Linked DNA regions of Homo sapiens: regions 1, 2, 4 and 5 are each linked to region 3. The links are chromatin contacts, found by Hi-C in ENCODE. All regions are on one chromosome and are shown on one strand. The core of a region is the stretch at or near the end of the contact, and the rest is flanking DNA. Distances in the headings are between cores, read along the strand shown.

Region 1 (4,981 bases), core at 1,440-3,939, 7.6 Mb after region 3:
TAAACTTGCTTTTGCTTTGGACTGTGGACTTGCCCTGAATTCTTTCTTGTGCGAAATCCAAGCACCCTCTCTTGGGATCTGGATTGGTACCCCTTTCTGGTAACAACATTATGAAGCCTCCACAGAAATCCCTGAAGTACGGGGTTCTAAGAGCTTCTGAGTTGGTGAACACATCCATATCCCAAAAAGGTCATACACCCTGATTCCATGGGGACAGAAGTTCCTGCACTTAGGATCCTTCCAGATCTTGTTTTATGTACCTCTTCATCCGGCTGTTCATCTGTATCCTTTGTAATATCTTCTGTTATAAATCAATAGACTGGTTTGGGATGGGAGGAGAAGATTGTGGGAATTCCTGATTTATAGCTGGTTGGTCAGAAGTACAAGTGACAACCTGGGATTTGCAATTGGTATCTGAAGTGGGGGCAGTCTTGTAGGACTGAGCCCTTAAGGGTTTGGTGCATAGTATTGAATTAAATTTAACTGTACAACACCCAGTTGGTAGACACTAAATTAAAGAGTGGAGTTTATAATAAGAAATAATTGGAGACTTGTTTGGTGGGGAAAAACCTCCACACATTTGGAGTCAGAAGTGTTGAAACTACAGAAAAATAGCTTTGTGTTTCTTTTCCTTTAACAATGCATCTAGTAAGTGGCCAAGAAAGGATTCAAACCCAGGCAGTCTGACTTCACAGTTTTGTTTTGATATTATGCAGATAGGATCCCCTAAATTCATTAATGGTTGCTGTAGCATGTATTGCAGTACTTGTACAGAAGAAACAACTGGTAGTACTCCATGAACTCCATTCTCTGGTTTAGTGAGCATTACACGATGGCTTGGTTATCTGGGGGAGGTACTGGCCTTCAGAATTAATCCAGGCTCCAATTTTTTTTTCCTTGTCTCCAATATCAGAAGACATTGAGTCCCCTGTCCTTCTGGTTTAAACCACTACTTGTTTGGTTTTCTTTTACTTGTAGCGAATATGTTAACTAATATATCCAATAATGGCTAAGATTGAGTGCAGTACTCTGCCAAACCAGAAGAAGGGAGGCTTACAGCAAATTACATTTGGTTTATAAACATAAATTAAATGTGATATTTCTATTTTATATATTTTATTATTATTTTGTAGAAATGAGGGTCTTGCTATTGCCCAGGCTAATCTCGAACTTCTTACCTCAAGGGATCCTCCCTCATCGGCCCCACAAAGTGTTGGGATTACAGATGTGAGCCACCTCACTTGGCCTAAATGTGACATATCTTATTCTCATGCTAAAGAATAAACTCTGTACCCACCGTGTAATACTATTTTTCTCATAATGTTTATTGTGGAATTAAGGAGATAATATGGTCTCAGGAAAGTTGTGTTGAGTGGTAGTCATCATCATTACTGCTATTCTCATTACGTTGAATGTTTGGAAGCTGTGGGAAATGGGAAAGAGGAGGAAATTGGGAAAATAAATGAAAATAGCCTTACAAATTTCAGGTTCTTCAAGTCTCAAGAGCTCCATTTACCCTATAAGTGCAAAATATTTTCACATAAAACCCAGTCTGTGGATCGTTAGTTATTATTAATCTAATAATATCATAAATTGGTACTACTATTCTATTTTCCATTTGGTTAAATGGGAATTTTGAAAACAGAATTATTTTGGCTTTTCACCACAAATATGCTCAGCAACTGGAATTCTTAAATCTGCAGTTTTTTTGTTTTGTTTTGTTTTGTTTTGTTTTTTGTTTTGAGACAGAGTCTCACTCTAGTCACCCAGGTTGGGGTGCAGTAGCACTATCTGGGCTCACACAACCTCCGCCTCCCGGGTTCAAGCGATTTTCCTGCCTCAGCCTCCCGAGTAGCTGGGATTACAGGCAGGTGCCTGGCTAATTTTTGTACTTTTAGTAGAGATGGGGTTTCGCCATGTTGGCCAGGCTGGTCTTGAACTCCTGACCTCAAGTGATCTGCCCGCCTTGGCCCGCCAAAGTGCTGGGATTACAGGCTTCAGCCACCGTGCCCCGCCTAAATCTGCAGTTCTGATGGAATGTTTTGACTGAAGACTGAACGTAGAAACAGTACCTTGGGTTTTGTTGTTGTTATTTTTTCCTAACCCGGCCCCCTATTAGTTTACTATGTATTAGAACCTGAGAGAGGTGACTACTCTGCCAATAAATTGCCACATTCAATATTCTTCGGTTGCCTAATTCAGTGGGAAACACAGAAAAAAAGGTAAAGAGGACATGAAATCAATAATAAATGCATCATCTATACCGGATTGGAATGCCTCTTAACACTCATTCATCTGAGGGCTGAGGGCCTGTGGTAGAAGTTCTTAATCTTGTTTTCAGGGTTTTGAAATTGTGTAACTTTTTTTTCTTTAATGTAATGAGCATGTGTATACACATTTTTTTTTTTCCAGGGGAAACCCTCCATAATTTTTACCAGATTGACAACCGTTCTAGATCCCCCGACAGGTTACGAACTACAATACTAGTTTTTTTTTTTTTTTTTTACCGGTTTGTAAAAGGATGCAATTCTTCGAATATAGTTTTTGCATCCACTTGACGAGGAAGGAGCCTCTACCCTAAACAAAAATGGCGGGAGCTGCTTCACACGTAGTCCCTCACGCAGAAAGCCTGGAAGGCCCCCTCCACTTTCTCTCCACCTTCGCACTCCTGACCCCGGAAGGACTCCGCCTTCTCCATGTCAGACTGCTGCTCAGCGCCAGGCATCAGCTGGGAAGCTGGCGTGGGCAGGCCAGCTGTACCTGGCCTGGAGCTCCAGGTACAGGGCCAGGGGCGGGGTGGGGTGGAGAGGCGGGCGGGAGGAAGCGGAGAGTTGAGCGGCCACGCAGTTGGGGCAGAGGCCTCGGGGCAGGGGTGGCGCGGACTCCATCGCTGGCGTTAGCTCTCGGAGTGCCAGGTGGAGCGGCGGAAAGCCAGAGGGTCTACGGCCGTGCCACCCTGAACACCCCCGACCTCGTCTCATCTCAGAAGCTAAGCAGGGTCGGGCCTGGTTAGTACTTGCATAGGAAAGCAGGAGGGTCCCCACGCCAGAGGGAGGCCTGCAAAGGAAGCGCGGAATTGGGATGGGCTCGCCACTGCTCTGAGCCAGAGGAAGGGTCTGGACGGCCGAGCTGGAGGGACCCCCTTTTCTGGTGTTCTTGGCAAAGAAAAAGGAAGACAGCAGAGGAGAGCTCCGCGAGGGGCTGCTGTGGGGTCGGGGGAGAGCGCGCTGGAGGTAGGGCAGCTGGTGAGGTCTCAGGTTCGGCTTGGATGCGGGTGGTTTTGAGCAGGGAGTGGCTTTTGGATGTGAAAGATTACTCTGCTTTGCAGGTGCTTTAAGAGAATAATTTAGCACGGGAGTATTGTGGTGTCAGGTCCTTCTGTAAAGTTGTTAAATTATCTATTTTCCAGAGGGAAGACTCAGCTTGTTTTTGCACAGGACTTTGAAACCTTTATTATTGTTGTTTTATTGTTGTTGTTATTGCAGCTAAACATGTTTGCTCTGTTCAAAGTGTCAGAGTTAGGTTATATAGATTTGTGCTTCACGTCAATTTTCTTTTTGATACTTCAGACTTTCCTTCCTGTTGGATTATAAAGTCAAAGTTGCAGGATAGAATTTTAAGATGTCTAAGAAACTGTTTATGACACTTATTTTTAATTCCCCAGTAGTTGGAATGTAGAGGAGCAAGTAATATCACACAGGACAATATTTTTGGTTATGTTTTATAGATTCCGTCTATAAATTTGAATAATCATGAAACCCCCTTCATGTTTATTTTTATTATGCTTCTGAAAGCAAATGAAATGACTAGTTTTTTGTTTTTTTTTCTTTAGTTTTTCAATGAATAATGATTAGGTTTGGAATCAACTTCCTCAGTAATATTAAATGAAAAAGAATGAGGTAGTTAGAATGCAAAAATAGAGGTTTGTCATAATATTTTTTCTTTTTTCTTTTTTTTTTTTTTTTGAGGCGGAGTCTGGCTCTGTCGCCCAGGCTGGAGTGCAATGGCGTGATCTCTGCTCACTGCAACCTCCGCCCCTAGGGTTCTAGAAGTTCTCCTACCTCAGCCTTCCGAGTAGCTGGGATTACAGGCGCCCGACATCACTCCTGGCTAATTTTTTTGTATTTGTAGTAGAGATGGGGTTTCGCTATATTGGCCAGGCTGGTCTTGAACTCTTGACCTCAACTGATCCACCCACCTCGGCCTCCCAAAATGCTGGGATTACAGGCGTGAGCCACCACGCCTGGCCGAGGTTTGTCATAATCTTTTAAGAATATCTCTGCAGCCAATTAAAGTGTTTGCTTTATTTTCTTTCTATTCTGCTTAAAAATTTGGAATGCTCCATTATAGGGAAAATTACTTTGGGTGAATTACTCAATACGTTTTTTAAATGCAGTAGCATAGATTGCTTAATGATCCAGAATCTAATTAGTAAAAATGTTTCTCAAAATAAAATGTGTTAATATTTAGGGAGGGGGAAGAATAAATGAGCTTCCCCCCACTTCCTTTTTACTGTAGTAATATTAAAAAAGTAATACATGTAGGCAGGTTTTTAAAAATCAAGTATTACAAACAGACTTATAAGGAAAAGCAGTCATTCTTTGCCCAGCTTTTCTATATCCCTTGTCTTATTCTCCAGAGGACCATTTTTCACTTTCTTAACTGTTCATGGTTTCCTCTGTACTTTTTAATCATATGTCTCTATCACAGGTTGTTGACTGAAATAAATGTATGTCAAGTAGAACTAACTATACTGAATCTAAAAGTTGTACTTAGAACACTGGTAGGGGGGATTAAGTTTATACTGCTGTATCCCTAGTAAGGATTAAGGGAAGCATCAGTAGTAGTAACCCACCCTAAGAGGTATTGCTGTGTTTGATTTTAAAGGAAACCACTACTTAATCAGTGGTTTTGACACTTGTCTGAAAACAGGTGGGTATTAACAGAAGGGGATAGTCTATTGGAGTATAGAAAAAGAGAA
Region 2 (5,450 bases), core at 2,608-5,107, 5.2 Mb before region 3:
GTCTAAGAACTGAACTGTCTAAATTTATAAACAAGTGACTACAGGTACTCATGCTACAGTAAGAAAAAATAACTGCATACTAAGGAAGAGAGAAAACAGTGATGTAAAATGCTTTCTTCCAGGACCCAAACTGATTTTAAACTACTTCTTCTATGTTAAAAATGATACAACTAGGAACAATTTCTTCATAACGCATATACCAAATATTATCTACAAAACCAGGCACTTATAGAAAACTGGCACACCAAAGAACTTTTAAAATAACGTGGAGTACAAGGCCAGGCATGGTGGCTCACACCTGTAATCTCAGCGCCTTAGGAGGCTGAGGCAGGAGGATTGCTGGAATCCAGGAGTTCAAGACCAGCCTGGGCAACATAGTGGAAGCCTGTCTCTACAAAAAATAGTATGAGCAGGGCCAGTAGTCCCAGCTACTTTGGAGGCTGAGGTGGGAGGATTGCTTGAACATGAAAGGCTGAGGCTGCCATGACTGCACCACTACACTCCAGCCTGGGTGACAAAGACCTTTTCTCAAGCGATCAATCAATGTGGAGTACAAATAAAAGCACAAAAAACATGCTACATCCCTCATATTTATAAACTAAGATGAAAATATTGTTTTAAACCTTTGAATATCTGATTATATATTAAATAACTGAAGGCACCGTAAGTTGTTGGCCAAGCAGAATATTTGAAAATACTTTTAAACTATAGTTTAGTGTATTTAAATCCACTGGTCTTTTAACTAGTGTGATTTGTTTTCCAATTTGAAAATTATCATCTAATTCAGTGATACTATATAAAATGGCCAAATTTGACCACACTGAGATGTTATAAACTGTCAGCAAAAGTTGCTCAAATGTCCAATACTGCTTTGTCACAAGTACACAGAATGTATACTTGCATTTTATTGCAAAACTTTGCTATACTGAGTTTTTAAAAACTAATTTGTGCCAAAGATTGATGAGGTGGCAGGTTACAGAATTTTTTTCTCTTTTATGGAAAAAGAAATAGGCAGAAAGGCAAGAAAATGTCAAGGACCACCGCCCTATACAAAGTTAGCCCCAATTCTCAAAGAGAAGCATTAACTGAGAGTGATTAGAGAAGAGGTGTCATCATTTTACTGACTTTGAGCACTGGCCCTAATTAATCTCATGCTATGTAACTTTATAAGGTCCATGTGGACGAAAAAAAAACCCTATGGACACGGTAACAAAGAGAAGACTGAGCTTTCTTCCTCATGTTGACCAAGAGTTTAGTCCAAAAAGGCTCCAGGAGACTAAAAATTTATAAATACATGACTGGCCCATATATTACATTATATGGGCCTCTCCCCTTCAAACATGTACTCAGCACAAATATTTTTAGTCCAACTGTATACTCCACAGTTAATTTACTTTCTGATTTTGCTCTACATCACATTTCACCACTCTCACCCCCCGGATTTTAGATTTTATGGTTTGCTCACAAGTCAGTTTTATATGCCAGCTAACTTCGGAATGATCCACCCCTGGCTAAACATCTCTAAAAACCCTGATGGTCTCCAATTAATCTATGATTGCCTTATTACTACAGCACTGCCATTTGAAAATGCTGGGTCTCAGATTTTCAAATTCCCTTAATGGACAGCTAAAGGAGCCAATACCAAAGACTTGCAATGACCTCCAATTCTACAGCCTTGGGCTGTTCCAGGAACACAATTACACTCCACTTCCCTGCAGGTTCCACCCTTCTCGAAGCTTCTATTCCTACATCTGTAAAATGAACACATTTCTACTAACTAGTAACACATGCCACAGTGGCACTGCACTCATTAAGTGCTGTGTTGTATACTGCAATTTAATTTGGTGCTGTTTATATCTTATTTCCTCAAGTCAACAGGACTCTTTCTAAAAAAGTCAGAAACTGTTTTACTCATGTCCCTTCACAACACTTAGTGGTCATTTCCACAAAATGCTAGCTCAACAGATACTTGATTGATTGATTAATTGATGAACCTCTCCATTTCTCAGGGAGCCTCTAAACAGTTATCAACAAGAGTATGTTTAATTCCAGTCTCTGTCTATATGGTCTTAGGTGAGGTGTTTGGCAGTTTGTCATCTATAAAATAAAGGGATAGCACCGAATAGCTCCTAAGTTCCTTCCAGTGCAATTTCTGAATCTCATTAGACAAAACAAAACCCAAAGACAGCACTACCTCTATTCACGTTAGCATTGTACTTTTTTTGGAGGAAAGGAGTCAGCAGCCTTGTGGGCCCAAATGCCACGAGTGGAGCCGTGATTTGGTGGGGAGGGGGACAGAAAGTAGATGAAGCAAAGAAAAAATAAATGGAAGTGAGTGACAGATGAGTAGAATCACTAAAATGCCACCAGGTGTCACAATTGTTACTTTGCCACACATTGTTTTCCGGTACCTTTTGCTATGTTCAGGATCCTTTTACAAAAGCAGCAATAGCCGGGTATGTGGGTATCCCAATTTTCCCATGACACCCCTGCTAGCCGTTCTAGAACCCTGGACTTTTACACTAATCTCCCTAATATAACAGTAATAATGTAATACTTGGGGTCCCCAATCATCACATGGAACACAGCAGTGGAAAATAGAAACACAAACATGAAATAACAATATTTCATACAGTCACCACTTTTGAAATTAATCCATGGGGCTAGGCACAGTGGCTCATGCCTGTAATCCCAGCAGTTTGGGAGGCCAAGGCGGATGGATCACCCGAGCTTAGGAGTTCAAGACCAGCCTGGCCAACGTGGGGAAACCCCATCTCTACTAAAAATACAAAAAATCTGCCGGGCGTGGTGGCACACACCTGTAGTCCCAGCTACTCTGGAGGCTGAGACAAGAGGATCGCTTGAACCTGGGAGGTGGAGGTTGCAGTGAGCCAAGATCGCGTCACTGCACTCCAGCCTGGAAGACAGAGAGAGACTCTATCTCAAAAAAAAAAAAAAAAAAAGAAAGAAAAAAAGAAAAGAAATTAATTCATAGATGAAAAGGAGTAATGCAGGCCTGAGCTGTCCAATGAAGTATATAATGCAAGCTACACATGTAATTTTTAATTCTCTAGTAGCCACACTAATAAACAGGTGGAATTAATAGCATATTCATTTAACCCAATATATCTAAAATATTATCATCTGAACATGGAATCAACATAAAATTAATGGGCTATTCTACTTTTTTTGCATTCTTTGAAATCTGAAGATTACTTTGCACTTACATATCCCAATTCTAAATTTTCATCAAAATACTTAATTTGCGTTTGGATTTCAAAACACTTAGTTTCAAAAGTAGATGCGTAAGCTCAAGTATGTTTCCAAATATAAATAAGCTTTCCAATAACTAAATCAAGTTATCAAAGTCTAAAATTAAATAAAATTTAAAATTGAGCTCTTCCTCACCCTAGCCATATTTCAGGTGGTTAATAGCCACGTGGCTAGTGGCTACCATATTAGGGCAGGTATCCTGTCTCTGTCACCTGGATTCTTTTAAACCCGAACCAGAGTAAAAGATGTTACCCCATCAACCAGAAAGTCATCTTACAGCACCCACCAAGTGCTCAAATTATACCAAGTATTTTCTGCTCCACTTCCAATCTTTAAGTTGTCAACACTTCAGTGATTATCGTTTATTAGGTAGCCCTTCCAAAAGACTGAGTATTTTAGCTCAGAGAGGAAAGCATATCTCAATTCAGGGACTGAATGGAGACACTGAGTGAGATTCAAAGACAAGAAGTTAATTTCCAAGGTAGAGGTGGAAAATCCTGACATCCTTACTTCTTTGTCCAGGGTATCAGTCACCTACAAAAGTTACAATTATTGTTTATCACAATTATTGTTTATGAGCCTCTCAACTTACATACTCACAGCAGCTGTCACTGCATCCTCAGGTTCTCTGTCTTCAAGTGCCCTCCTAGCTTCCTGAAACAACCTTCTCTATCTAGAGCAGATTCTGCAGAGAGGCCCCTCTTTAATTCATATTCTGAAACGTGCTTGTTATTGTTGACGTACAAAAACTTATGAATAATTCAATAAATGAATCTTGAACCATCCTATTTATCATTCAGTGGTCTAGGTACCCAACTCTAGAGGAAAGCTTTTCTGAAATACACGGTAAGTATCCCCCAACCCTCCCTCAAAGGAACCAATTATGAACACTATACAGTCTTCTCTCCCTTCTCACTCCCCATGTCAAAGTTCATTGTGTTCCTCCTGCAGCTGATTTAAAAGTTGATCTTTTCAAGGAGCTGGATTCCTAAGGTAGTTCTATTTTGAGCCTTCTTCCTGTTCTGAAGCTAAAGTTGGAAGGGCTTAGGTGGTGATGTCATGGAAGGGAGACTGTTGGTTTTTATAGGAGGGTCTTCTCTGGCAACTCTGGGGATGCTCAAATGGGGAAAACTCAGAGTGTTACTTTTGATCTTTTCCCCCCTCCTTCCCTTTATAGAATATCAGCTATTCCTTAGCCAGCAAGAAAACAAGTTCAAATAAGCCTGCAAACAGATTTACATATTTTACATGCTAAACATCTAATAAATGAAAAGACTGAGAAAAAGAAAAATGCCTCACTGTAAGGAACAGAGGGTGACAACCTCTTTCTCCACCCCTCTCCCCAAATATCTATCACAGAACAAGGGGCAAAGAGGAGGGGAGGGTCGACTGGTAAGCAGAATAAAGGGATTATAAAGCTAGGAGGCTTTTAGAGGGAAACGCTGTTGGAATATTCAGGACAGGAGACCCTTGGGTCCCTGCTCTTCCTCTGTGTTTTCCTCCCTTTTGGAATGGTTAGACTTGGGCTGGGTGTGTCTTCTGCTTGGGAGGCGTTTTTTTTGGCGCTGGAAAAGCAAAAGGGGCCAGGGTGGGGCCTGGGGAAAGAAAGCCAGAGACAGGCTGCTTAGGCCTGGCTCTGGGTTAAGCTTAAGGGGAAAATAAAGGGGGCTACGGAGGGACAGCAGATTCCATTAGAAGACCCAGAGGGGAATAAAAAACAGCGCACTGGCCAAAGGGGGTCACTTCTCTCTCTCCCTCAACCTAGGCCCAGGAGCTATTTGCTGGTTGGTGGGGGACAGGTCCAGAGGGAAGAGAAAATCCCAAAACATCTGCAGATCACAACTTGCCGGGGGAAAGGGGGGCTGGGGACAGACATGCCAAATTAAATCAGCAGGTGAAAGCAGCAATTTTTGGCCAATGCTGGGATTGCGGAGAGGACTAACTAAGAACCCTGGAGAGCAGGGGATTCCCTGGTTTCTCAGCTCACCTCTCCTTCAAAGCAGGGATAAGCACAGGTGTGGTCTTTCTCCAGGAAGGTGGCAGCTGGCGTGCGGGTAGCAGAGTGAGGGAAAGAATTCCTCGCACAGGAAGGCAGGGAGAAGCCCTGGGGTCAGCTGCGGCCAGGAGCCGGCGTCTCCGCCAAGTCCCCTCCCCCTTCCTGAAAACCGACCTGGACC
Region 3 (5,337 bases), core at 1,043-3,542:
GCATTTCAGATTTTAAATGTTAGGATTAGGGATGCTAAATCAGTGAATATAATGCAGATATTCCAAAATCTTTTTTAAAAATCCAAAATCCAAAACACTTATGGTCCCAAGCATTTTAGATAAGGGTTACTCAAGAGTATGAGGGTATGTGCTTACATTATATGCAAATACAGTTGTACCAGTCCTGAGGTGAGTATTCATGGGGAATTGATACCAGGACCCCAGAGGATATCAAAATACACAGATGCTCAAATTCTTTATGTAAAATAGGATAGCGTTTGTATATAATCTGTGCACATCCTCCCAAATATTTTAAATCATCTCTATACTAATAATAATACAATGTAAATGCTGTGTAAATAGTTGTTAGACAAGAAATAAAAAGTCTGTACATGTTTAGACCATCAATTTTTTTCCAAATATTTTCAGTCCCAGGTTGGTTGAATCCACATACATGGAACCCATGGATACAGATCAAATGCTTTATTACACAACACCATTTTACATAGGGGATTTGAGCATCCTCTGGTTCTGGTATTTGTGGGAGGGTCCTGGAACCAATCCCCCACAGATACTGAGGGACAGCTATATGCTTTTCTTTAAAATTCTGAAAAGTCTTGGCTCTAGCTAATGTTAGTTGATTTCTATGAAGGCCATAATTTGTAATTTTGCTGAGGCTCACATTCAGTCAACCCATCCATTTTCTGTATAAGCACTAGTGAAAGTCACTTAGCCAGTTGGCTCTACACCCAAATCTCAATAACCTTGTGCTCTAATCTCTCACATATTGCATCTTGACTGCATTGTGCCAAGAGGTATTCACTAATGTAGATACTCTGTAAGGCTTCAAGTTTGTTTGTTTGTTTTTACCTCCAAAACATCTAAAACTTTTACCTCTAAAAACATTCAAGGTCAAGTGAATTATTTAGTGAACTGTCTTAAATGCCATTGTCATTAAGGTATATTTGTGCGTGTGTCCAGCACATTCATTGGGACTGACTGTGTGACAGACATTGTGCCAGGTTCTGGACTGACCCAGGAAGCTCACAACTTTGAGTGATACATGTCAATAATAAATACATGTATCTTCTGTTACTTAGCAGAAAAGAGGAAGCCCTAACAGCTTGCAGAAGTCATAGCAGTGAGGGAAGGAATGCTCTACAGAAGATGACAGATAAGATGAGTGATGTTATTAATAACTTGTGTATCGGCACAGAGACATTATGGTTTTTGTCATGTTTGGGGCACTACAAGTCACTGGACTACACACTGGATGCAGTTGAGAGAATAGTTCAGATGAGGTTGAAAACAAAAGCAAGGATTTTTTTAATAGTCAAAAGCTTCAAAATTATTTTAAGCAAGAATATGTATGTGAAACAAGTTTTTCTTGAGAAATTGCAGTATTTTCTTTAGAAATATATACTTGAATATATTTAAGTACTATAAACTGTGTTTCCAAAGTCAGCTATTGTGGAATTGGCTGGGTGCAGTGGCTCACGCGCCTGTAATCCCAGAACTTTGGGAGGCCAAGGCGGGTGGATCACCAGAGGTCAGGAGTTGGAGACCAGCCTGGCCAACATGGTGAAACCCCATGTCTACTAAAAATACAAAACTTAGCCTGGCGTCGTGGCAGGCGCCTGTAATCCCAGCTACTCCCGAGGCCTAGGTAGGAGAATGGCTTGAACAGGGGAAGTGGAGGTTGCAGCGAGCCAAGATGGTGCCACTGCACTCCAGCCTGGGCGACAGGGCGACTCTGTCTCAAAAAAAAAAGTCATCCATTGTGAATGAATGTACAAAACGCTTATTAATAAGTGTAATATTAAAATATATCTTTTCTGAAAGTTTTAGTGACAAAACAAATTAGTTACAGATTTAATGTTACCAAAATTCATGTACATTGAAAATTTCGGGACATTTTATACTGGTGGTGGTGGGGTGGCATCTTAGCTTGGGTTTAAATATCATTAGTAATCGGATAGCTCTGTAGATGATTATCAGTATATAAAGACATCGTGAGCAGTATTTAATAAGAAGAGTTGCTGAAGTGACTTTTGCAGGAGGATGAATGCTTTTTTTAAAAAAAAAGTTTATACGTGCCTCTTCGCTCTTCCAAAAAAAAAAGAGAGAAGAAAAAGAAGAATAAAACGAGAGACGAAGGTGGATAACACCTTTCTCTAGACCCCGGTGCCTCTCATTTCTCGGGCTGCAGGCGACGGCTGCTGGGCCTGCGCGGGGTGGAGCCGACGCTGACGCGCCCTGCGCCGCAAAGCATTGTGGGAGCTCGGGCCCGCTAGTGTCGTGGTTGGAGGCGAGGTGGGGCGGCCGTTTGTTTTCTCGTGGTCTCGAGCTCGCGCGCTCTCATCCCCTCCCCCGCGGCGTGCGGCGGGGCGGAGAAACGGCGGCGGCGGCGGCGGCATCGGCAGCAGTAGCAGAGGCTGTAGCATCGGACACCCTCCTCTCTCCCGCAATCCGGTTCCTCTTCCCCCTCCTTCTCACTGTTTGTTGTGTGTTTGATGTGTTAAAGCAGGAGCGAGAACCCGAGCAGCGCCATGAGCAACACTACCGTCGTCCCCAGCACTGCAGGTCCGGGCCCCAGCGGCGGGCCCGGTGGCGGAGGTGGTGGTGGCGGCGGAGGCGGCGGCACCGAGGTAATCCAGGTGACTAATGTCTCCCCGAGCGCTAGCTCTGAGCAGATGCGGACTCTCTTCGGTTTCCTAGGCAAGATCGACGAACTGCGCCTCTTCCCGCCGGAGTGAGTATCGTCCACCATCACTGTTCCTGCTAACGCCGCCTCAGCCTGGGCCTAACACACACAATTTCCTTAGGCCCCTGTCGCTGCTTCCCCGGGCCAGGCTGCTTGAGTGGCTGGTGGCTGGTGGATTTACTTAAGACGGTTGTGTTCCAGGCCTACAAAAAAATGCAGAGAGGCAGGGCCAGGGCTTTTTGGAATTAGGAAACACTGGCTGTTATTCTCGGGAAATTTTTTTTTTCCGCCTTAAATTGTGCCAACGTGGTCGTTTGGCTTTGGGGACTTAACGCAAGACTAACCGCAGTCTGTACGTCGTATATAGGTTAAATCCCTTTTTTAAAAAACTGAGTATTTGTTCTTTGCGTTCTTGGAAGAAAGGTAACAAAATTATTCATGCCTGTGTTAATTTGGTGTTAAACTTTGTAGGTTGTTCACTTATTGTTATTGCTGTTATGTGGTTCTGGCCCAGCAATATAATTCAAAGATCATATTCTTTTTGACAGACGCTTAGTTTAGTGTGAGCCTGATTACTTAATTTGTATAATGTCAAAAAACGGGTTATAAACCAGAGATTTTCCTTTGTTTGAATAATATACAGATTTGTGATATTTCACAGTTGTTCTTGAGAAGGATTTTTATAAATGTTGAAATTTGAATTAGAGTGTATGACTTTTTATCCTTTTTGTCTCACTTTTATTTTGAAAATTATTTCTATCGCAAGAATATTAAGTGGATGAATTGTAAAGAAAAAATAGTTCAAAGAAGCTAAGAAGTAAGATAAAGTGTACTACTAAAACAGACAATTGGAATAATAATAATAGTCTTGTGCTTTTTGGAAGACTTATTGGTGGAGAAGTGACAATTCAAATGTCATTATCAGTAAATATCATATATTGAGAATTTTATGATGTCACTTAAATACTAAACAGGAAATTGGAATCCTCTAAGAATCTACTGTTATGGTACGTGTAACCATTAACTTTCTGCTCAATAAAATAATTGACAAAAGTTTATCATAATGAGATATTTGTTAAGTATTAGCATATTTCATCACTTTCCACTTAAAATACTTTCACAAGATTATTGGTGTTTTCAAATTGGTATGTTTCTAATTTTTAGGGAAATGTACATGTGGAGAGAGGATTTACTTAGTTTGCATGACGTGGAGTTCTGGGAACAAACACGTAAATCTTTATTCCTGTTATTTTGACAGATACTTGATTTGGTAATGAAAGACAAATAGCTTTCATAACATGAACATACAAAAATAGATGCTTTGCTGTTGTTCAGTTTTCTCAAGACTTACTGTTTTAAGCTTGTAAAATTAATGAACAGTAAAATAGCAGAAAATAGTGATACATTGGATGATTTTAATAGTTTTATTAGTGAGATATTTGAGGTATTCGAATTACTACAATTCTTTCCAATCCTACAAGTTAAAAATTTTGTTATGGTTGCTGACTTTTAAATGCTGTTTATTCTCTGAAGGCAGTTTTATGATGCATTTAGAAAAAAGGTAAGAGAGATGTAGGCATTATACTGGTTCATCTTTTACCTAATGCATGACCAGTATACTAGAGGAAGTTGTGATGGACCAGAGTCTTTTTGTTTTGTAATCAAATGAATAGTTCCTTCATAACCAGGACAGCTAGTGTGTGCTTGAGAATGTCTCCCTCAACTATATGATCTGGGATATTCTGCATTAAAAGGACTCCCTTCCCAGTATTGGGAGAAAGAGAGATAAATTGACACATTTTTACTCTGACTCCTTCATTTATCTTCCCACATACAAGATCATTTTGTCTTTTAAAATGTACAAGGTTACAATAAGTTAAATGTTATTAGTGGCCTTCTACATTTGATCAGTAATGTAGATGGCTACTTTTATTTACTTGATGTTGCATTTTGTTTTTTTAACTATAAGTTTCAATACACTAATCTGACTGGCACAAGTTGCATATAGTTCCCAGTGGTCCACAGGGTTCATCATTCCAAAAATATTTATTCATAACATTGAATGGCTCAGATTACATAAAATTCTATCTGTTGTGAACAGGTCACCTGATTGTAACTATTATCTACACAGTTGGCCTTCTTCATCTCTGGGTTCCACATCCATGGATTCAGCCCACTGTGAATTGAAAATATAAGGAGAGAACGTCTGTACTGAACATGTACAGACTTTTTTCTTGTCATTCCCTAAACAGTACAGTATAGCAACTATTTACATTGTATTAGGTATTATAAGTAATCACGAGATTTAAAGTATGCAAGAGGATGTGCACAGGTAATATGCCATGATTTTATTTTTCCTCCACCTCTTCCCCCTCCCTGCATCATGTTATATAAGAGACTTGAGCATCTGTGGATTTTGTTATCTGCAGGGAGTCCTGAAACCATGGATACTGAGGGAAAACTATATGATTTCCCCCAAGAAGGCAGTGACATGCACCTGTAACTCTTTTTCCCCTAGACATATCTGTGACATGCTTAACTACTTTTATTTTTCCGATGTCACCTTAATCAGAGAAAACTTCCCAGACCACCCTATGTAAAATAAAGCACCTCTGCTGCTGCTTTATTCTCCT
Region 4 (5,250 bases), core at 1,880-4,379, 7.5 Mb after region 3:
TCCTCCTTCTCTGATTCTACCTGCTTCCTCACTTGTGCTTTATAGCATCTCACCTGCACCCATGTCATCTCAGGTCCAAGTTCAAGATGCACTTCAGAGAAACCATAAGGGCTACAAAAATAATGGTCACAATCTAGCTTAACATAAAGCCACCCCAGCAGTCTTCCAGTCTCAATCTTCTAACAGTTACAGCTCATTTTCCTTTCATGTGGATCACATACCTCTTCTGATCAAACACCTTCAGTGAAGTCTTTCATAATTTGTCTTCTTTATCTATTATTAACTTACATAAACTATGAATATCAGCCACATTGTTCTACCGATGTTTTCTCAAATGTAAGTTGTACCCTTCAAGGAGCTCATTAATCTGTTCACATTACAAATATCCTCCAATATTTACCTTTCAAAGCTCACTCATCTCAAATACTACCTTCACCAAGCCCCAATCACAAGTAATGTCTACCTCACCTAAATTCCTAAGGAACTTTTATAAAAACTCATAAGGCATTTACTGTTGTGTAAAAAATTGCCTCACTTGACTACAAGTTCTTTGAAGGCAGAAACCACGTTTCATTCTTTTTGTTTTCCAAAGGGCCTTGTCCTGGTAGACTCAAAATATTGACCTAACTTAACCTTCTGAACATTTGACAGCATGATTTATTTTGATATACATATTGTTTCTTAAAGACTAGTTCTCAGTATACAATATAGCACATAATTCATGTGCCTTTTTATAGATAGTTAAAAGCAACTGTACTCATCTCACACTCTTTGGAGTTTTCCCACTTATCAAAATGTTCCTGCAGACACATGTACACTTTTAAAGTTTAAAAACTACACTAAATAGAGCTGTTACTTATTCCCTTCCTTTTTAGAAATGGTTACATTTCACATTTCTCACCAAAAATCTTTCAGCATTTTATGTACTTCATTTTCTTGTGAAGAGTCCACAGTCTTGTCATATGTTATAGTTCACAGTGCTCCAATCTTAATCTATCTGAATTCCCAATCTGTATCAAAAGCTGCTTTGGCAACATTATTTCAGGCTTTACGAAATTCTGATCCTTACACAATCTTGAAATGTTTCTGTCATGGGGAAAGACTTTATTTCTTGGCATTCGGAGCTCAGAGGACTGGCATGAGGATCAAGTAAGACTGTGTAAGTGAAAGGTCACAGAAAATTCTAATACTACTACATAAATGTAAGAATTATCATCTCAATTCTGAATTTCAAATATTTAAAATCACCTATTTACTACAATCTAATGTCATTAAACTGCAGTTATATAAAAAGACTTGCTTACTGTTAAGTTATAAAAAGTTCAGAAAAGACAGAAAAAAAGTGAAACTGGCCATAAACCAGATCATAAATAGGAAGCAATCTTAAGTAGACTATCCCTCTTGCACATATCAGGTCAAATATTTTATTCCAATAATATTTTTTGTACTGTCCTTTTTTTTTTTTTTTTTTTTTTTGAGACAGAGTCTCGCTCTGCTGCCCAGGCTGGAGTGCAGTGGCATGATCTCGGCTCATTGCAAGCTCTGCCTCCCGGATTCACGCCATTCTCCTGCCTCAGCCTCCCAAGTAGCTGGGACTACAGGCACCTGCCACCATGCCCGGCTAATTTTTTGTAATTTTTAGTACAGACGGGGTTTCACCGTATTACCCAGGATGGTCTCGATCTCCTGACCTCGTGATCGTCGGCCTCCCAGAGTGCTGGGATTACAGGCGTGAGCCACCGTGCCCAGCCCTGACCTTTCTTTCAATCCTGCCAAAGTAATGAAATAATACAAAGCTCCTAGCATTGTGTAACTATTTCTATTATTTTTTCATAAAACTAGCATTGTCTTTAAGATTCCTATTTTCTCTCTTATTTATAATAGTATGAATTCACTAACAATATTTGTATTATGCTCAAATCAAATAGCCTATGACGATAATGTGACTTGGTCAGACCTTTCCAAATAAGACAGTAGGAAAAACGGAACTAGGACGGCCTTGTTACTTTTTGTAACACGTTTTTCTTAAAGGAAAAATAATCTGATTAAACTTAAAAATTCTCTACATCCACATAGTTATTAAGCAAAAGGCCTAGAGATCGTTACGGTAAAATTCACCTTCAATTTAAGTCTATGCTCCTGCCAGAATTTCACCCTCTGGCTCAATTTTCCAGGCCTAATACTGATTCTATGAGAATGTAAACTCCAACGGTACTTGAGTGCAAAACACCCAGGAAAATCTCATCGTCCAAGAGCTCAACGTAAAACCCTGTAAATATTCAAATGAAGAGCGTTTTGTATACGAGAAATATAAGTAAAGGTCTGGGAAACCACACACTATGGATCTTTCATCCAAACAAAGGCTGCAGATGGACAGAAGGTAAGGGGTAACCTCTCAGTCAAGATCAAACATTGGTCGAAGAAAAATTCCAGGGACGATGACACCTCGGTTTTTCCGTTCACAACAACAAACAACGGGGCCGGCCCCCTCAACAGCGCCGAAAAGCGAAACCAGAACCCAGGAGCCGGCGCGCTGCAGGGCTTTCAGTCACCCACTGAGAGGGACTGGCAAGCCTGAGTGGGGAGACCGAGGAAGGGAGCAGAGCCCCCGCTTCTCGGGCTCACCTGCACCTCCCGCTTCCAGGGAAGAACCCCTGAGGACCCTTCCTCAAATCAACGACCGGTTCCCATCCTCCACCGACCGTTGACAGGGCGACCACTAGATTATCTCTGCAACGCAGAGCACCGAGGGGCCAAGGCCTTCTTCCCGCCCGCGAACCCGCCGCCACCCAGGACCAAGAAAAAGAGGCTGCTGCAGCGGCCGCAACCCCAGCGCGCGGAAGCGAGAACAGAGACCGGACCCCGGACGCGAGCGAAACGCCCTTGGGCCCCGCGCCCCTCCCAGCAGCGCCGCGCTCACCTCCACGGCCTGGCCCGCGGGACCCGCCAGCTCGACCAACAACGGCCTGCAGCCGCACCTCCGCAAGCTCCTCTTTTCCTTCTCAGCTCTCGGAGAGGGGCAGTGTCGCGTCAGGAGGGCCGGAAAACGGCCCCGCAGCGCTGCCCTCGGGGGGTCCGCCTCCTGAACTGGCCACTTCCCGCAGCAGCCGCGGCTCCTTCCGGTGTCTCCGGGGCCGCCGCAGGCGTCTCCGGCGATAGGGGAGGTGGGGGCGGAGCCTCGATGGGAGCCCGCCCCAGGGGCGGGGCCACGGGAGCCAGGCCCAGGTGCGGGGACCCAGGCCGGCTCCCTACTCTGACTGCAAACTAACTGTACAGGGTATGTGCAGCAGTTTGAGGCTGTGAGCTTTTTTTTTTTCGTTTTTCACATGTTTTCTCCTTCTCTTTCACAGTCACACACTACGACCATTATAAGGTCTTGTCTCGATGCATTACAAAAACTGCATTAAGGCTGGCCACTGAAGGGCCTCAGGTTTCCAAACTTGAGCAAAGAAATATTAGACTTAACTTATCCCAATTCAACATTGTATTTCCTCCTTTCATCTTTCTTCCCCCAACTTCTTAGGACCTAGATTCTCTGAAAGCAATTATGTTTCCCTTTTCCACCTATGCAAAGAAGAAATTTATCTCACCATTTTCTCCTTAGGCTAAAATCAAGAGGATCAAATCAAATATTTATTGAAACCTTAGTATCTGCTTAATGCCTGGAGCATGGAAGGAGTCCTGCCTTCTAATTATGTAACTGTTAAAATGCACTCGATTGAGGTTCAAATCTATGAATAAAAAAGGTTATATTAATAAAAAATTGTTAAAATTGCCAGTTTCAATCTGTCTCATGACATCTGACTTTTTGGTCTCCAAAATGGGAGCATGTACCAAAGTATCATGCAAGATGCTCAGTCTCCATTGGAATAGGTAGAAAATATAAAAGCTTCTACTTATTTTTATGGTAAAAATGAAATAAATTAACCATGATACAAAATTCTAGGTAGGGATTGACACTCAGGCCTCAATTTGCACCACAAATGATTGCCTATCCTCGGTTCACTGAGGAGAATAGAAATTTCACAGAATAGAAGTTTCACAGGCAGGCGCCATGGTTCATGCCTGTAATCCCAGCACTTTGGGAGGCCGAGGCGGGTGAATCACTTGAGTTCGAGACTAGCCTGGGCAACATGGCGAAACCCCATTTCTACTAAAAATACAAAAATTCGCCAGGCATGGTGACAGGCACCTGTAGTCCCAGCTACTCAAGAGGCTAAGAGTGGAGGATCACTTGAGACCAGGAGTTTGAGGTTGCAGTGAGCCATGATTGTGCCACTGCACTTCAGCCTGGGTGACAAAGTGAGATATTCTCTGGGAAAAAAAAAAAAAGATGCCGTTAGGAGATGAAAAGTTGTCTCCAGCCGGGCACAGAGCCTCACACCTGTAATCCCAGCATTTTGGGAGGCCAAGGCGGGTGGATTACCTGAGGTCAGGAGTTCAAGACCAGCCTGACCAACATGGTGAAACCCCCATCTCTACGAAAAATACAAAAATTAGCCAGGTGTGGTGGCGCGTGCCTGTAATCCCAGCCACTCAGGAGGCTGAGGCAGGAGAATTACTTGAACCCAGGAGGCAGAGGTTGCAGTGAGCCAAGATAGAGCCACTGAACTCCAGCCTGGGCAACAGAGGAGGACCCTGTCTCAAAAAAAAAAAAAAAAAAAAAAAAAGCTGTCCACAGAGGAGATCTACAGAAGAAAAAAAAAGAAGAGAGACAGAGAGAGAAGAAAAGTTAGGCCAGCAAATAGAATTTATTTGAAATACATATAATTGAAAAGGGGCTCAACTCCATATGTATTTCCAGAAATCAATTTTTAAAAAAACAGGCGACCAAATAGAAAAATAGACAAAAGTCACTTCCCCAGAAATTCTTCTATTGAAAATGTATCAGGGGTATTCTGTTCTTACAGTGTCCTAGCAAATTCAATTCAGCCTCCAAGTCCCACCACCATCCTGCTTAGTAACCAAGGTTCTCTCTGGGCTTACCTGTCCTGGAGGAGTTCTAGGGCAGTGTCAATGCAAGGAAGACAACTGACAAGGCTGTTCAAGATCACCAGGTGCGGTGGCTCATGCCTGTAATCCCAGCACTTTGGGAGGCCCAGCAGGGCAGATCACCTGAGATCGGGAGTTTGAGACTAGTGCGTAGATAATAGTAGGCAAGTACTTCTCAGGTGGACACCAAGTGAAGTCCTTGCAGTGGACAAGTTCTCACAAAACAAACTCACTCTGATAGAATATAATGTAATACCT
Region 5 (5,764 bases), core at 1,912-4,411, 6.9 Mb before region 3:
AAGAAGACACTTCAAAGAAAGGCTATGAAAAAGTGAGCACATGTTAAAGACAAATGATAATAGCTATTATTTATTGATTGCATACTATATGCCAGGCAGTATATTCAAGTTTTATATGCATGATTTCATTTTACTCTCATTAAAATTCAAAGAAGATGACATTATTATTAATTCTTTTTTTTTTGTAGGTGAAGTAATTATGCCAGAGACATTAGGAGACTTTACCAAGTTCACACAGCTAGAAAGTAGAAGAACTAAGATTTAAATCCAAACCTGTTTGTTTTCAGAGTCAGAGACTAGTTCTTAATCACCTTTCTACACTGCCTCTAAACTTGATCTGCTTTACAATTTTGCTATGGCTTATCCTTTTTGCTTATAGTAAATGCTATCATTCAAAATGCATTTTCTGAACATCTGTTATGTAAAGGCACTGGATATTCACATGTGAAAGATGATACCTATTGAAGGTAAAGAGCAGGAGAAGGTATATAGATGGCAGTGGTGAGACAATTCAGCTATGAGTTAGTGACTGTGATGTCTCTTCCGCTATTTATTCATGAACATTTTGAGCATTAACTTTTTGTTAAATACTGGGTCAGAAGCTGTTGGGTTGAGAAACAGGAAGGAGAGATTGATACCAACTTCCATCACTTTAAGATGTATACTTTTTACATATTAATATTTCTGAAATTATATGTTTTACAGTAATTACTAGCTTAAATGGTAGCATTGTTTTCTTCCTCAGTGGTACATAAAATAATGGTGCTTTTTACAAGTGGTGGAACTTTAGATTCAATAAAGTATGATTTTTGGTCTGCCAAACATGGTTCTTGTTCACCAGATGCTTAATATTTATGATCCTGCAATGTAATGGATTTCTCCCTACATTTGTAACCATGTAACATCCTTCACCAATGTGCCTTTCTCCTTTTGGCCTGAGATAATGCATTTATTCAAGTATGGTTGTTTATTTTCTCTCTATACTGTCTCCATCATTATTCAGCAAATGAAACACTTTCATCTCTCTATCTTCACCCCAATTTCTTTCCTGGGCTCTGATTCATAACTGACACCTGAGTATTACAACTTTCTTGTCTTTATGTTACCGTGAACTCAATACAATGAACCATCTTTCCCTCCAAGCCAGATTATTCTCCAGGCTTCCCAAGATCTATCAGTTCTTGGGAACTGTAATGCACACTTGAAACCTTGGGAGCCATCCTTGATTCTTCCCTCTCCTTTGTTTCACTTGTACATATCTAGTATGCTATTAAGACCTGTACACGAGGCCAGGTGCAGCAGCTCACGCCTGTAATCCCAGCACTTTGGGAGGCCGAGGCAGGCAGATCACCTGAGGTCAGGAGTTCGAGACTAGCCTGACCAACACAGAGAAACCCTATGTCTACTAAACATACAAAATTAGCCAGGTGTGGTGGTGCATGCCTGTAATCCCAGCTACTCGGGAGGCTGAGGCAGGAGAATTGCTTGAACCCGGGAGGTGGAGGTTGTGGTGAGCCGAGATCGTGCCATTGCTCCCCAGCCTGGGCAACAAGAGAACAAGAGCGAAACTGCGTCTCAGAAAAAAAAAAAAAAGACCTGTACATGTTTCTTCTTGCATTGATCTCTCCCTTTGCAGTTCCACTATTGCCATCTCAGTCCAAGCCCTTGTCTAATCATGCGTGGACTGCTATAGTCTCCCTCTGATTCATCTGATCCATTTTCACCACTTTAAGTTTTCTCTAACACTGTAACTGTACTGTATACTTGACTCCCTGCTAAAAGTCATTTAATAGCCCCTTACTGATCACTGGATACATTCCAGACACCATAGCCTGGTATTCAAGGCTCTCTACAATTACCAGTCCTTTCCAGCTTCATCACCCACCACCTAAACTAGAGGAAATGTTCTACACTTTTCAGCTGCCACAATATTTGGCTTGAACCATTTCCTTTGTCTAGATTCTTACTCTCATTCTCTGGGCTTATCCAGCCAGGCTTTCCTTCAAAGCTCAGCTGACTCCTCCAGGAAAAGCATTTCCTGATGGTTTGCAGTTTACAGTGAACCCTCTTCTCCTAACTCCTACAGTGCTTAGTGCATATGTAAGTAATGTAACATTTAGTATGTGTTTCCTTCTATAGCTTTTTATCCTTTTATGCATAAAAATGTCTTTCCAATGAGAATTAAATGCCTTGAGGGCAGGGACCTGCCATATTTCTCCATATTCCCAGTGCTGATGGTCTTTTAGATATAATCATATTTTAGACCTGGAAGTTCACCTAGCCCTACTGATTTCTTTCACAGTTGAAGAAACTGAGGCCCAGAGAGAAGTTATTCAGACTCAGTAGAAAGCCATAGTCCTAGCCAAATATTTGCTAACACTTACAAATTATAGGGGTTGGCTTACGTAGAATGGCAAGATTCAGAAGTGGGGAATGAGGGCACTCTCTGAACAAAGGAAGGCAAGTAAAAATCATCACAGCCGTCCATGCGTGATTGGACAGAAGCCTAGACTGAGATGGAAATAGTGGAACTGGAAAGGAAGGGATCAATGCAAAAGGAAAAGTGTGCAGGTCTTACTAACTTACTAGATAGGTATTTTTGGCAAGTTTGGGACCAGGTGATTCAAGCTGCCCGCTGGGGCACGTGTAGTGGCTACTCGAGGGCAGGGCTGTCCTTTTGCACAACGCACAGGCTCTCGCAAATGGTTGGATGTTCAATGTTTCTTACTTTAGGGGGCTGCCCAGTCTTCTTCTTCGCAGGCATGTGGCTAGAAGAAAGTGAAGCAGGTTGGCTTTCTGGCTCCTCGAGGGCACAGGCCCAGAGGTGGTGAGGACCGGCCAAGGCTCTCTGCTCAGTGCAGCAAGCCAGGGCCCGCCCCTGACAGGAATCCGTTGGCTAAGCAGCCGCTCCGGCCTTGGCCACGATCCCAGGAAAGAAGAGCAAGGGGCTTTCCACCTGCCCCTAGCCTAACCCGGGGCTGGGGACCTCTCGGGTTCCATCGGCTCTTGCCCCGCCTCCTAAGCCGGCCGCCTCCTGTCCAGGCCAGGTTGCCCGCCCCTCCCCTCACGCTCGACGGGCTCGCTCCCGCACCGGGCGCGCGGGTGGTGCGCGGGCACACGGAGGCGGAAGGCCGGAGGGGCAGTCCGCCGCGGGGGCGAGCGCGCATGCGCCTTCCTGGGACCCACGGCAGGCGCGAATCCCAGCGGCCGGCGGGCGGCGGGGTAAGAGCATGGGATCCCGGAGGTTCCGGACCCCAGGCCAGTGTGGGGAGGTGCCGGGGGCTCGGACGCGCCACGAGCCGGCGCAGAGCTGGCGACCCGTCTCCCAGCTCCGCTCCACTCCCAGGGACGCGACGCGAGGCCTCCCCAGCCCTTCCTGCAGGGTCGCTTGTGGGTCGGGTGAGGGGACGCGGTGATAGTGGTGGCACTTGCAGGCTGGGGCGGTCCTGGCACCCTTGTCCTTGCGGTTCTGAGGGCCTGGCCCTCAAGAGGAGGGGCGGAGAAACGCGAGAAGGGATCCCTTTCGCCCCATATACACGCCCGGGATAGCTGCACTCCCCGGTGTTGTGTCCACTGCGGTGGAAGGACCTTTCAGACTAAAAGGAGCAAAGTCGGTTCTGGGATGGGGACGGCGGGCTTGGCATTTGTCGAGATGCACCGTCAGGGCAAAGGAGGACGAAAAGCGCATCTACTGCCTGCCTAGCAACTTCGTGGCCAGTGGATGGGTTAGAAAATTACTGTTTTCTGATTTACAGGTGGAAAAAGTCGCAAATAACCCTTTTTCTGGTTTAAGCAGAAGAGAGTCGTTAAAAGCCTCGCATAATATCTTTAACCACACAGGGCTCAGTAAAATTAGGGTACCTCCCCGCTTCGTACACACAGACGCACACAGCTCCATTCAGCAAATACTTCTTGGGTACCTGCCTTCTGCTAACACTGTTCTACAAGTGGGGAACAGAGAGCAACGACTAAGACAGGAGGATCCCTGCTCACAGGGAGCCTTTAGTCAACACATCCAAGTAATTTCCTTTTACACTTTTTTTTTTTTTAATTGAGACAGAGTCTTGCTCTGTCGCCCAGGCTGGAGTGCAGTGGCACGATCTTGGCTCACTGCAACCTCTGCCTCCCGGGTTCGAGCGATTTTCCTGCCTCAGCCTCACGAGTAGCTGGGATTACAGGAACGCACCACCACGCCCAGCTAATTTTTGTATTTTTAGTAGAGATGGGGTTTCACCATGTTGACCAGGCTGGTCTCGAACTCCTGACCTCAGGTGATCCACCTGCCTCGGCCTCCCAAAGTGCTGGGATTACAGGGGTGAACCACTGCGCCCAGCCCCTTTTATGCTTTTTAAATTGGAATATACCATATAGAAAAATACTGTACGCAAATTATAAGTTGTAACTTGTTAATTTATCCTAAAGTCAACACATTTCCTAACCACTACTCAAATCAAGAAGGAAGATTCACAGCATTTCAGAACACCTCTCTGGGCACCCCTCCCAACCACCATCCCTTCTTTCCTCCCCAAAGGTAACCTCTTTCCTGATTTTTAACACCATAGATTAGTTTTGCCTATTTATGAACCTTTCATGGAACCATATGATATGTATTCTTTGGTGTCCAGCATTTATACTGAAAATTATGTGTGTGAGATTGCACCATGTCATGTGAAAATACAAATCCTGTTAGTGAAAAGAATTAGGAAGCAAATTGAAGGTAATGATACAAACAGTAAGGGGAGGAAGCTTTAGTAGGATAGTCAGGGATGATCTTTCTGAGGGGATGATTTGAGATTTGGCATCAATGACAAAAGATTAGCCATTCCAATCAGTTCTGGAGTTATCCCGTGATGTTTTTATTTTAAATAAGAAAATAATTAGGGCCGGGTGCAGTGGCTCACGCCTGTAATCCCAGCACTTTGGGAGACCAAGGAGGGTGGATCACCTGAGGTCAGGAGTTCAAGATCAGCCTGGCCAATCTGGTGAAACCCCGTCTCTACTAACAATACAAAAATTAGCCAGGCGTGGTGGTGGGTGCCTGTAATCCCAACTACCTGGGAGGCTGAGGGAAGACAATCGCTTGAACCCAGGAGGCAGAGGTTGCGGTGAGCCGATATTGTGCCATTGTACTCCAGCCTGGGCAACAAGAGCAAAGCTCCATCTCAAAAAAAAAGAAAAAAAAACAAATAAAATAAAATAATTTTAGATCATTAGGTGGAATGTACCAATTTTGCCCTAAATTTTTTAGTTGATTTATTATATTTTCTGAATATATTTAAAGTGTATCCTGTGGTTAAAATGGTCCAACATTTTTCAAAGAGAAGAGGAAAATGTCAATTTTGTCGATTTGCTTTTTATTTTTTTTTGTTTGAGATGGAGTTTCGCTCTTGTTGCCCAGGCTGGAGTGCAATGGTGCGATCTCGGCTCACTGCAACCTTCACCTCCTGGGTTGAAGCGATTCTCCTGCCTCAGCCTTCCAAATAGCTGGGATCACAGGCGAGCGCCACCATACCTGGCTAATTTTGTATTTTTAGTAGAGATGGGGTTTCACCATGTTGGTCAGGCTGGTCTTGAACTCCTGACCTCAGGTGATCTGCCCACCTCGGCTTCCCAAAGTGCTGGGATTACAGGCGTGAGCCACCGCAACCGGCATCAATTTGCTTCTTACTTTAAAACCCCAACCTAAGGAAAACTGTAAAAAAAAAAAAAAAGTAAGTGGTTAATTGAGTTTTACTGCTTTTGTATTTTTTTCTCACGATTTGGG

The links. A loop is a pair of places that touch in the nucleus more often than their neighbours do. Pooled maps may share reads with other maps.
Region 1: a pooled map shows a loop between it and region 3 (8-fold over the local background). The contact joins the promoter of MIGA1 here to the promoter of SRSF11 in region 3. A Hi-C loop is called at or near these places in 4 of 50 pooled maps.
Region 2: a pooled map shows a loop between it and region 3 (6-fold over the local background). The contact joins the enhancer-like site here to the promoter of SRSF11 in region 3. A Hi-C loop is called at or near these places in 5 of 50 pooled maps.
Region 4: a pooled map shows a loop between it and region 3 (6-fold over the local background). The contact joins the promoter of USP33 here to the promoter of SRSF11 in region 3. A Hi-C loop is called at or near these places in 4 of 50 pooled maps.
Region 5: a pooled map shows a loop between it and region 3 (7-fold over the local background). The contact joins the promoter of ALG6 here to the promoter of SRSF11 in region 3. A Hi-C loop is called at or near these places in 3 of 50 pooled maps.

The regions. Positions count from the first base shown.
Region 1 is chr1:77,776,960-77,781,940 of GRCh38, forward strand. MIGA1 (mitoguardin 1) reads left to right here and starts at 2,690. Exons shown (of 16, transcript NM_001416120.1): 1 at 2,690-2,777. It also overlaps the pseudogene RNA5SP21. RefSeq lists an enhancer at 2,577-2,666.
Region 2 is chr1:65,060,861-65,066,310 of GRCh38, forward strand. It overlaps a transcript of JAK1 not described here. Among named protein-coding and RNA genes, the nearest start is that of MIR101-1, 5.1 kb to the left of the region's middle. Within about 2 kb of position 3,858, at least 3 of the 41 ENCODE cell types and tissues checked have a DNase peak (open chromatin) inside an H3K27ac peak, as active enhancers do.
Region 3 is chr1:70,219,088-70,224,424 of GRCh38, forward strand. It overlaps SRSF11 (serine and arginine rich splicing factor 11), which reads left to right and starts at 2,293. Exons shown (of 12, transcript NM_001350605.2): 1 at 2,293-2,752. The coding sequence starts at 2,550. RefSeq lists an enhancer at 2,187-2,732 and a silencer at 2,628-2,677.
Region 4 is chr1:77,756,723-77,761,972 of GRCh38, forward strand. USP33 (ubiquitin specific peptidase 33) reads right to left here and starts at 3,130. Exons shown (of 24, transcript NM_201624.3): 1 at 2,921-3,130. RefSeq lists a silencer at 3,040-3,319.
Region 5 is chr1:63,364,466-63,370,229 of GRCh38, forward strand. It overlaps ALG6 (ALG6 alpha-1,3-glucosyltransferase), which reads left to right and starts at 3,162. Exons shown (of 15, transcript NM_013339.4): 1 at 3,162-3,222. RefSeq lists enhancers at 2,622-2,761, 3,622-3,731 and a silencer at 2,962-3,441.